Regions from separate parts of the Homo sapiens genome. Here region 2 is linked to region 1. A link is a loop called in an ENCODE intact Hi-C map of the cell type or tissue named here. Cell type or tissue: endothelial cell of umbilical vein. All regions are shown on one strand. Each heading gives the region's core, and the rest is flanking DNA. Links, peaks and the distances in the headings are about the cores only.

Region 1 (4,399 bases), core at 89-4,088:
AGACCTAAAAACAGAAATACCATTTGACCCAGCAATCCCATTATGGGGTACATACCCAAAGGAATGTAAGTCATTCTATCATAAAGATACATGCACGCATATGTTCACTGCAGCACTATTCACAATAACAAAGACATGGAATCAACTTCAATGCCCATCAGTGGTGGACTGGATAAAGAAAATGTTGTACATACACACCGTAGAATACTATGCAGCCATAAAAAATGACATCATGTCCTTTGCAGGAACATGGATGGAGCTGGAGGCCATTATCCTTAGCAAACGAATATAGGAACAGAAAACCAAAGACCACATGTTCTCACTTGTAAGTGGGAGCTAAATGATGAGAACATACAGACACATAGAGGAGAACAACACACACTGGGGCCTATTGAAGGGTGGAGGGTGGGAGGAGGGAGAGGATCAGGAAAAATAACTAATGGGTACTAGGCTTAATACCTGAGTGATGAAATAGTCTGTACAACAAACCCCCATGACACAAGTTTACCTATATGTAAATACCTGCACATGTACCCCTGAACTTAAAATGAAAGCTAAATTAAAGATAAAAATAAAAGAAAAGAGTGGCTATCATTATAAACTAAATCACTTTGTGTGGCACTTTGAAAGATGTCCCATGCAGTGTGGGACCCTGAAAAGAGCACTGGACTTATATTCCTATTTTGGCAGCAGAATCCAGCACGGCCAAGGGGAGGCCATGGCACCAGGTGACAATCATGTCTGCGAAAGTGCTTGGAACCATCAAGCAGATCCTTCAGGCTTCCAGCCCTACAAGGAGAGAGAGTGGCACCCAAATCCATGTTCCTCTTGAGGGAACCAGGCTGGTAATTGAGTAGCCACCACCAAAGGGGTGACATCTAAGATGTTACATTTGATCAGTTATAAATGTCTATATTTACATAGCTCTATGGTCAAATCAATAGTCAAACGTCTATTCTGTGTCCATTTGTTTATTTGTTTGAGATGGAGTTTTGTTCTGATTGCCCAGGCTGGAGGGCAATGTCATGATCTCGGCTCACCGCCACCTCTGCCTCCTGGGTTTAAGCGATTCTCCTGCCTCAGCCTCCCAAGTAGCTGGGATTACAGGCCTGCACCACCACGCCTGGCTAATTTTGTATTTTTAGTAAGACGGGGTTTCTCCATGTTGGTCAGGCTGGTCTCGAACTCCTGACCTCAGGTGATCCACCCGCCTCAGCCTCCCAAAGTGCTGGGATTACAGGCATGAGGCACTGCACCCGGCCTCCTTTTATTTTTTTAAATTTTTATTTCGACAGGGTCTCACACTGTCACCTAGTCTGGGGTGCAGTGGCTTACTGCAGCCTCAACCTCCTGAGCTCAAGAGGTCCTTTCACCTCAGCCTCCCAAGTAACTGGGATTAGAGGCACACACCGGCACGCCCAGCTAATTTTTTTTTTTTTTTTGTAGAGACAGGGTTTCTCCATGTTAGCCAGGCTGGTCTAAAACTCCTGGCCTCAAGTGATCCTCTCTCCTTGGCCTCCCAAAGTGCTGGGATTACAGGCATGAACAACCACACCTGGCTTGCCCCCTTTTATTATCATAAATGCTCCTCTTCATCTCCCAAAACATTTGGGGTGCCATTTTATTCATTCATTTCTAGATGCTGACATATACATTATGTGTACAACAGACTAACAGTGATGTTTGTTATGTAGAAATAATGGCCTTGAGAATGAACATATGCAGGGCCTTTTGACTCTACTTTTAAATAGAGCTTGTATGTCTTTATTATTCCTCTTATCAACAGGAAGCAGATATACAATGGCAGAACCTGATGCAAGGCAACAGTATTAAAGTTTGATATTTTTTCATCAGACTATGATTATTTTACTTTCTGAGGAAGATTAACATCCAGCTTGGATTTTTCTATAATGAGGTTTTTTTCTGATGATAAAATTAATATATGATAAGTAATACTTGATATGTGTAGTGAAGTATTCTAATAACATTCACTACCACTTATTGAGACATTTTACTTAATGGGATTCCCTGCTAAGTGCACAGCCTTCGTTAGCTCTTTCAAACCTCAGACAGCTCTTTGCGGGCGGGCACAAAATCACTCCCTGTTACTGATGAAGGTGTTTGGACACCAAGAGGAGGTGACTTGCCAGAGGGCCATGGTAGGGGGAGGTTGTGCTGGATTTAAGTCTTCAGAACCTTTTCTTAATGACGATGGATTCTGGGTTTCTTCTAAAAATGTTAAAAATATGAAGGCAGAAAAATGTGGTGGTTAGATTTAAATATTCCTTATACCATATAAGTATGAGAAAGGAATGGTAAGAAAAGGGACCATCTCATCTCCGTCACCTTTTTAATGCACAGTTATGCACCAAATAACAATGTTTTGGCCAACAGCAGGCCCCATGTAGGTTGGTGGTCCATAAGACTGTAATGGAGCCCACAAATTCCTATAGCTTAGTGACATCATAGCCATGGTAATGCAGCACAACGCGTTTCTCCTGTGTTTACGGTGATGCTGGTGTAAACAAACCTCCTGCACTGCCTGTCGTGTGAAGGGATAACACAACTACGTACAGTACCTAGTACTTGATCATCTTAATAAATGACTATGTTTACCGGTTTATGTATTTACTGTACTATACGTTTTATGGTTATTTTAGAGTATACGCCTTCTACTTATGAAAAGAAAGTTAACTGTAAAACAGCTTCATGCAGGTCCTTCAGGAGGTATCCAGAAGAAGGCATTGTTATCACAGGAGATGACAGCTCCATGCGTGTCGTTGTCCCTGAGGACCTTCCAGTGGGGCAAGATGTGGAGGTGGAAGACAGGGATATTGATGATCCTGACCCTGTGTAGGCCAGGCTAATGTGTGTTTGTGTCTTAGTTTTTAATAAAACAGTTTAAAAAGTAAATACATAAAAATTTTAAACATAGAAAAAAGCATATAGAATAAGAATATTAAAAAAGAAAATAATTTTGGACAGTTACACAATCTGTGTTTTAAGCTTAGTCTTATTACAAGATTCAAAAAGCTAAAAAAAGTTTAAATAAAGTAAAAAAGTTACAGTAAGCTAAGGTTAGTTTATTACTGAGGAAAGAAAAAAATGTTAAAATAAGTTTAGTGTAGTCTAAGAGTCCAGTGTTTATAAAGTCTACCATGGTGTACAGTAATGTCCTAGGTCTTTACATTCACTCACTATTCACTCACTGACTCACCCAGACCAGCTTCCAGTCCTACAAGCTCTGTTCATGGTAAGTGCCCTATATGGGTGTACCATTTTTTATCTTTTATACTGTCTTTTTACACTACCTTTTCTATGTTTAGATATACAAATACCATTGTGTTACAGTTGCCTACAGTATTCAGTACAGTAACATGCTGCACAGGTTTGTAGCCTAGGAGCAATAGGCTGCACCATATAGCCTAGGTGTGCAGTAGACTATTCTGTCATAGTTTGTGTAAGTGCACGCTGTGATGGTCACACAATGATGAAATCACATAATGATGCATTTCTCAGAATGTGTTCCTGTTGTGAAATGACACATGACTGTATGTTTTCAGTCTAGTGGCCCCACCTGATGCTCCACCTTTCTGATCCAGGTACAGGTAGTTGTGACTCTGGCAGTCTGATCTGACCTCTAAAGAGGCCCCTGGAGAACCCACTTCTACAGTTTTCTCCATGATTTTGTATGGATCTGATTCTTTACATTTCCCCTTCTATTTGAAATAGCTTGAGTGGAGCTCTTTTCTGCAGCTGAACCCTAATATAACATATATATTATTTATATATAGGAATATGTTGTGTATAATTATGTAATATATGTATATAATTTTTATAATTGAAGTCAGATAAAGGTTTATACATTTCTTTTTCAACTTAACATTTCCTTGTAAACATTTTGCAAATTTTAAAATCAAGGCTGAGCACGGTGGCTCATGCCTGTAATCCCAGCACTCTGGGAAGCTGAGGCAGGAGGATCACCTGACGTCAGGAGTTCAAGACAGCGTGGCCATCTCTACTAAAAATTCAAAAAAATTAGCCAGGCGTGATGGCGGGCGCCTGTAGTCCCAGCTACTTGGGAGACTGAGGCAGGAGAATAGCTTGAACCTGTGAGGCGGAGGTTGCAGTGAGCCGAGACCGCACCGTTGCACTCCAGCCTGGGCAAAAAGAATGAAACTCCATCTCAAAATAAATAAATAAATAAATAAATAACAAAATAAAATAATAAAGGGTTTATTGATTCCATAATATTTCTCCAAATAAATACAGCCTAATTTATTTTCTATTTCCTTATAATTGAACACTTAGATTCTTTCCATATTTTTACTTGCATAAATGACTACTTCTTTGACTAAGTTTATCAGTTTTCAATTACTGCTGTAACAGATTAGTATAC
Region 2 (4,399 bases), core at 223-4,222, 67 kb before region 1:
GTCGCACTCCTTCCAGGAAGCATTAGCCTCTCCTCCTTGCCCCTCTGGCTCCTTAGAGCTACTCTGCCACCCCCAAATTACCTTGGAAAAGGTTAGCTGTGTCTGCATACTTGTTACTTTGTGCATCTGCTGGCCTTCTGCTCACCCCACAGACAGGGTGGTGGACACACAGTAAGGTGACCCCCAGGGAGTCCTGCCCTTGTGTAGTCCCTTCCCCTGAGTGCTGGTAGAATCTGTGATTTGCTTCTAACCACAAGAATATGGCAAAGTTGATGAGATGTGTGATATGATTTTATATATATATATATATATATATAAAGCATGAAAGTCATAGTTTCTGGCTGATAACTCCCATAGCCCTCTTGTTATAGCCTTTTTGGCTATAACAAGACATTGGCTGGGGCATTTTAGGCCTCAGGAACAGGCCTCAGGAAACAATCTCTCTCTGTCTCTCTGAACTTCTTTCCTCCTTTCACCTGTCCAAGGCAAGTCAAAAGACCCTCATTCCAGAAAGCGTGCCCCATACTCTGAAGGAAGCAATGCTGCACAGAGGCCAGGAAGAATCTCAACAGTGGGTCTTACTGGGTTTCCCCGCTCAGCCTATTTGTATGCAGTCATACCCTTTTCGTCCAATCACATTTCTGCACTGTTGTCAATCATGCCTATGTAATGAATTCTCTTTTAAAACACAAGAGGGCCGGGCACGGTGGCTCATGCCTGTAATCCCAGCATTTTAGGAGGCCAAGGCAGGTGAATCGCTTAAGCCCAGGAGTTCAAGACCAGCCTAGGCAACAGGTGGAACCTGGTCCTACAAAAATTACCAAAAAATAGCCAGATGTTGGTGGCGGGCTCCTGTAAGTCCTAACTACTTGGGAGGCTGAGGTGGGAGGATTGCTTAAGCCCAGGAGGTCGAGGTTGCAGTGAGCCATAGTTGTACCACTGCACTCCAGCCTTGGTGACAGAGTGAGACCCTGTCTCAAAAAACAACCCCACAACCGTTCCCCGCCAACAACTCCACCACACACAAGAGGACAGGGTTCAGAGAGCTTCTGAAGAGGTGACCACGTGGAGGTTCCTGGAGGGTGGTATACCTGGAGACGGCCTTCAAGCTTTGTACCCCTTCCCCTATACCTTGCCCTACACACTTCATCTATATCCTTTGTAATATCCTTTATAATAAATGAGTAAATGCAAGTAAGTGTTTCCCCGAGTTCCGTGAGCCACTCTAGAAAATTAATTGAATCCTGCTGGACTCAGTGGCTCACGACTGTAATCCCAGCACTTTGGGAGGCCAAGGTGGATGGATAACCTGAAGTTAGGCATTAGGGACCAGCCTGGCCAACATTGTGCAATCCCCTCTCTAATAAAAATACAAAAAGTAGCTGGGCATGGTAGTATGCCCCTGCAATCCCTGCTACTTGGGAGGCTGAGGCAGGAGAATCGCTTGAACCTGGGAGGCGGAGGTTGAAGTGAGCTGAGGTCGGGCCACTGCACTCCAGCCTGGGTGACAGTGCGAGGCTCCATCTTAAAAAAAAAAAAAAAGAAAAAGAAAATTAATTGAAACCAAAGAGGGGGTTGTGGGAACCCCAACTTAAATCTGGTCAGCCAGAAGTTCCAGACACTTGGACTGGCGATTGGTGGGACTGAGCCCTCAACCTGTGGGATCTGACACAATCTCCAGGTAGACAATGTCAGAACTGAATTGGAGGACACTCAGCTGGTGTCCACTGCAGAATCTATTGTTTACTTGCTGGTGGAGAGAAATCCCCACATATTTCGGGGTCATAGAAGTCTTCTGTGTTTATTGTGTTGATATGAGTAGAGGAGTTTGGCTTGAGAGATTTTTCCAAACAGGATATCATTCCCTTGATCAATTTCATTATAGAAGACTGTCTAAAGTAACTAGAGAGACTTTCTTGCTGCTAATTTTTGTACTTTTTGTAAAGACAGCTCTCACTGTGTTGCCCAGGCTGGCTCCTGCTCTTGAGTGATCCTCCCACCTCAGCCTCCCAAAGTGCTGGGCTAACAGGCATGAGCCACTGTGCCCTGCCCTTGCTGGCTTGTTGTTTGGGGCTGCCATCAGCTCCTAGAAGCCACCCACAGTTCCTTGCCACATGACCCTCTCACAACATGGCAGTTCCTATCTTCAAAGCCAGCAAGAAAGTCTCTCTAGCATACCCAGCAAGAATGTATAGGGCTGTTCAGGGCTCACAGTAGATTACCTTTCTCAACAGATGGAGTAGGGGGTGACTTAAAGTGTGCATAATCTTTAAAAATTAGCATTTTCCATTTGTACTCTCTAAATTTGGGTTAGCTGGATCCAAACCCCATGATTCTGCTACATATGGGATCCCAGTCCACCTATCTCTAGCATACTTCCTCTATTAATCATTCTCTCTTGACATTTGCCACCTCATTTTAGCCAGCTGTGCTTGTTTTCACTTATGTTATTTTATGAGCAGTGCTTATTTTGACAGCAGCATACATAGTGGAATGATGGCTGGTTCTGGCATTTAAAAAGCTGGATTCACATTCAAGCTCTACCATTTGCCAAATAAGAAACCAATACTCCCATCAGCCAACTCAAGTAGTAAAGTTGGAATAGCATAGTGCCTTTGATTTTTTCCCTTACAGGGGTGTAGTAGTGAAGGGTATGTAACTCAAAATAATCTTCTTGAAAGTCAAGCTTCTCCTCCTTTCCCCAAAACTTGTTCCCCACCTGAATTCTCTACTTGTTACAGTCACCATTCATCCATCCCGACCTCCTCCTCTTCATACCTTTGCATCAAGGCTTGCCAGTTTTACCTTCTAAGCATTGTTCTTCTGCCCTTTTCTTGACCTCCCAACTGCCATTGTCTATCTTTATCATGTGTCAATCCAGTAGTTCCCTGAAGTAGCTTCTAGCATCATGCTGGCCACCATTCTATGATGTCTTACTACTGCCTGAGCTTGTCATTTCTCTCATTTCAAACACCTTTCATCCTCATACAGTCCAATTTCCTTACACATGTTTTTGCCTTAATTCCTTCTACATCTCACCTTGTGTTGTTTTACACTGTAATATTACTTATTTCTTGTATTTCCTAATATCCACCATGGCATTTAACATTTTTTGTGTCTTTGATGCTCTTCCTACCTGGAATACCAATCCTGTTTTTGACTAATTCCAACTCATTTAAAAATTTTGATCAGCATGGGACATGGTGGCTCATGCCTGTAATCCCAGCACTCTGGAATGCTGAGGCAGGAAGATCAACTGGAGACCAGCCTGGCAACATGGCATGACCCCCATCTCTACACAAAATTTTTTTTTTTTTGAGACAATGTCTCGCTCTGTTTCCCAGACTGGAGTGCAGTGGTGAGATCTCAGCTTACTGCAACCGTCACCTCCTGGGTTCAAGCGATTCTCCTGCCTCAACCTCCCAAGCAGCTAGGATTACAGGCATGCGCCACCACGCCCAGCTAATTTTTGTATTTTTAGTAGAGACGGTGTTTTACCATGTTAGCCAGGGTGGTCTCGAACTCCTGACCTCATGTGATCCACCTGCCTCGGCCTCCCAGAGTGCTGGGATTACAGGTGTGAGCCACCATGCCTGGCCACAATTTTTTTTTTTTTTTTTAATTAGCCAGGCATGGTGGTGCACACCTGTAGTCCAAGCCAGCTGGGAGGCTGAGGTGGGAGTGTTACCAGGATGTGTGGAGTCCTCTGTTCTTAGTCTTCTTGGGAGAAGAAATTTGGCCAAGAGACCAATTAGTAAAGTAAACAAAGACATATTAAGGAAATAAGAATATGCTCCAAGAGAGGAGTGGGCTGACCCTGCTGGGAGCAGTAGTAGTAGCAGTCTGTTTAAAGAGATAGTATGCTCTGAAAGAAAAGTCAGAGTGGGCTGCTGGAAAGAGAATGAGCCAGCAGCCCCTAGGGTTCTGCATTGAGATTTTTGTTATGTTGGGACTGTTTCTTTAAGTTCCCACCTCTGTCTCAAGTCTCCACCTCTATCTTTATCTAGCTTCCCCCTTCTGCATTAAGTCCCTGCTTTTTTCCTGCCTAGTTCCTGCTCTAGGTTTATGGGATTCTCCTTTACTGGTAGTTAAGGCACATGCAAGGACTGGTGTTGGGTACAATCCTAATGGCAGCTTTGCTTATTACCCTCTAGCGTTGCCCTCTAGGAAGGTCATATAGCAGTTATATGTGTACATATTACCCCTGCATATCTCTCAGACTCTTAGAAATTTCCCCTTTGCCCTTTTTTTTTTTTTTGAGACAGAGTCTCAATTGTGCAGGCTGGAGTGCAGTGGCATGATCTCGGCTCACTGCAACCTCTGCCTCCCAGGCTCAAGCCATTGACCTGCCTCAACCTCCTGAGTAGCTGGAATTACAGGCACTTGCCACCATGCCCAG

Evidence for each region. Hi-C counts contacts between places; a loop is a spot of excess contacts. Peaks named below come from ENCODE experiments on the same cell type or tissue, not always from the same donor. Only the 100,000 strongest peaks of a DNase experiment are listed, where the experiment ranks them.
Region 2: it touches region 1 in a loop (10-fold over the local background); 1 of 110 quality-filtered maps calls a loop at or near these places.

What each region holds. Positions count from the first base shown.
Region 1 is chr5:54,560,079-54,564,477 of GRCh38, forward strand. It overlaps a transcript of SNX18 not described here. Among named protein-coding and RNA genes, the nearest start is that of SNX18, 45 kb to the left of the region's middle. In endothelial cell of umbilical vein, for the core only: no CTCF peak of the experiment used is centred there; a DNase peak (open chromatin) is centred at 1,773; H3K27ac peaks cover 394 bases.
Region 2 is chr5:54,492,804-54,497,202 of GRCh38, forward strand. No RefSeq gene overlaps it. Among named protein-coding and RNA genes, the nearest start is that of SNX18, 23 kb to the right of the region's middle. In endothelial cell of umbilical vein, for the core only: no CTCF peak of the experiment used is centred there; no DNase peak of the experiment used is centred there; H3K27me3 peaks cover 908 bases.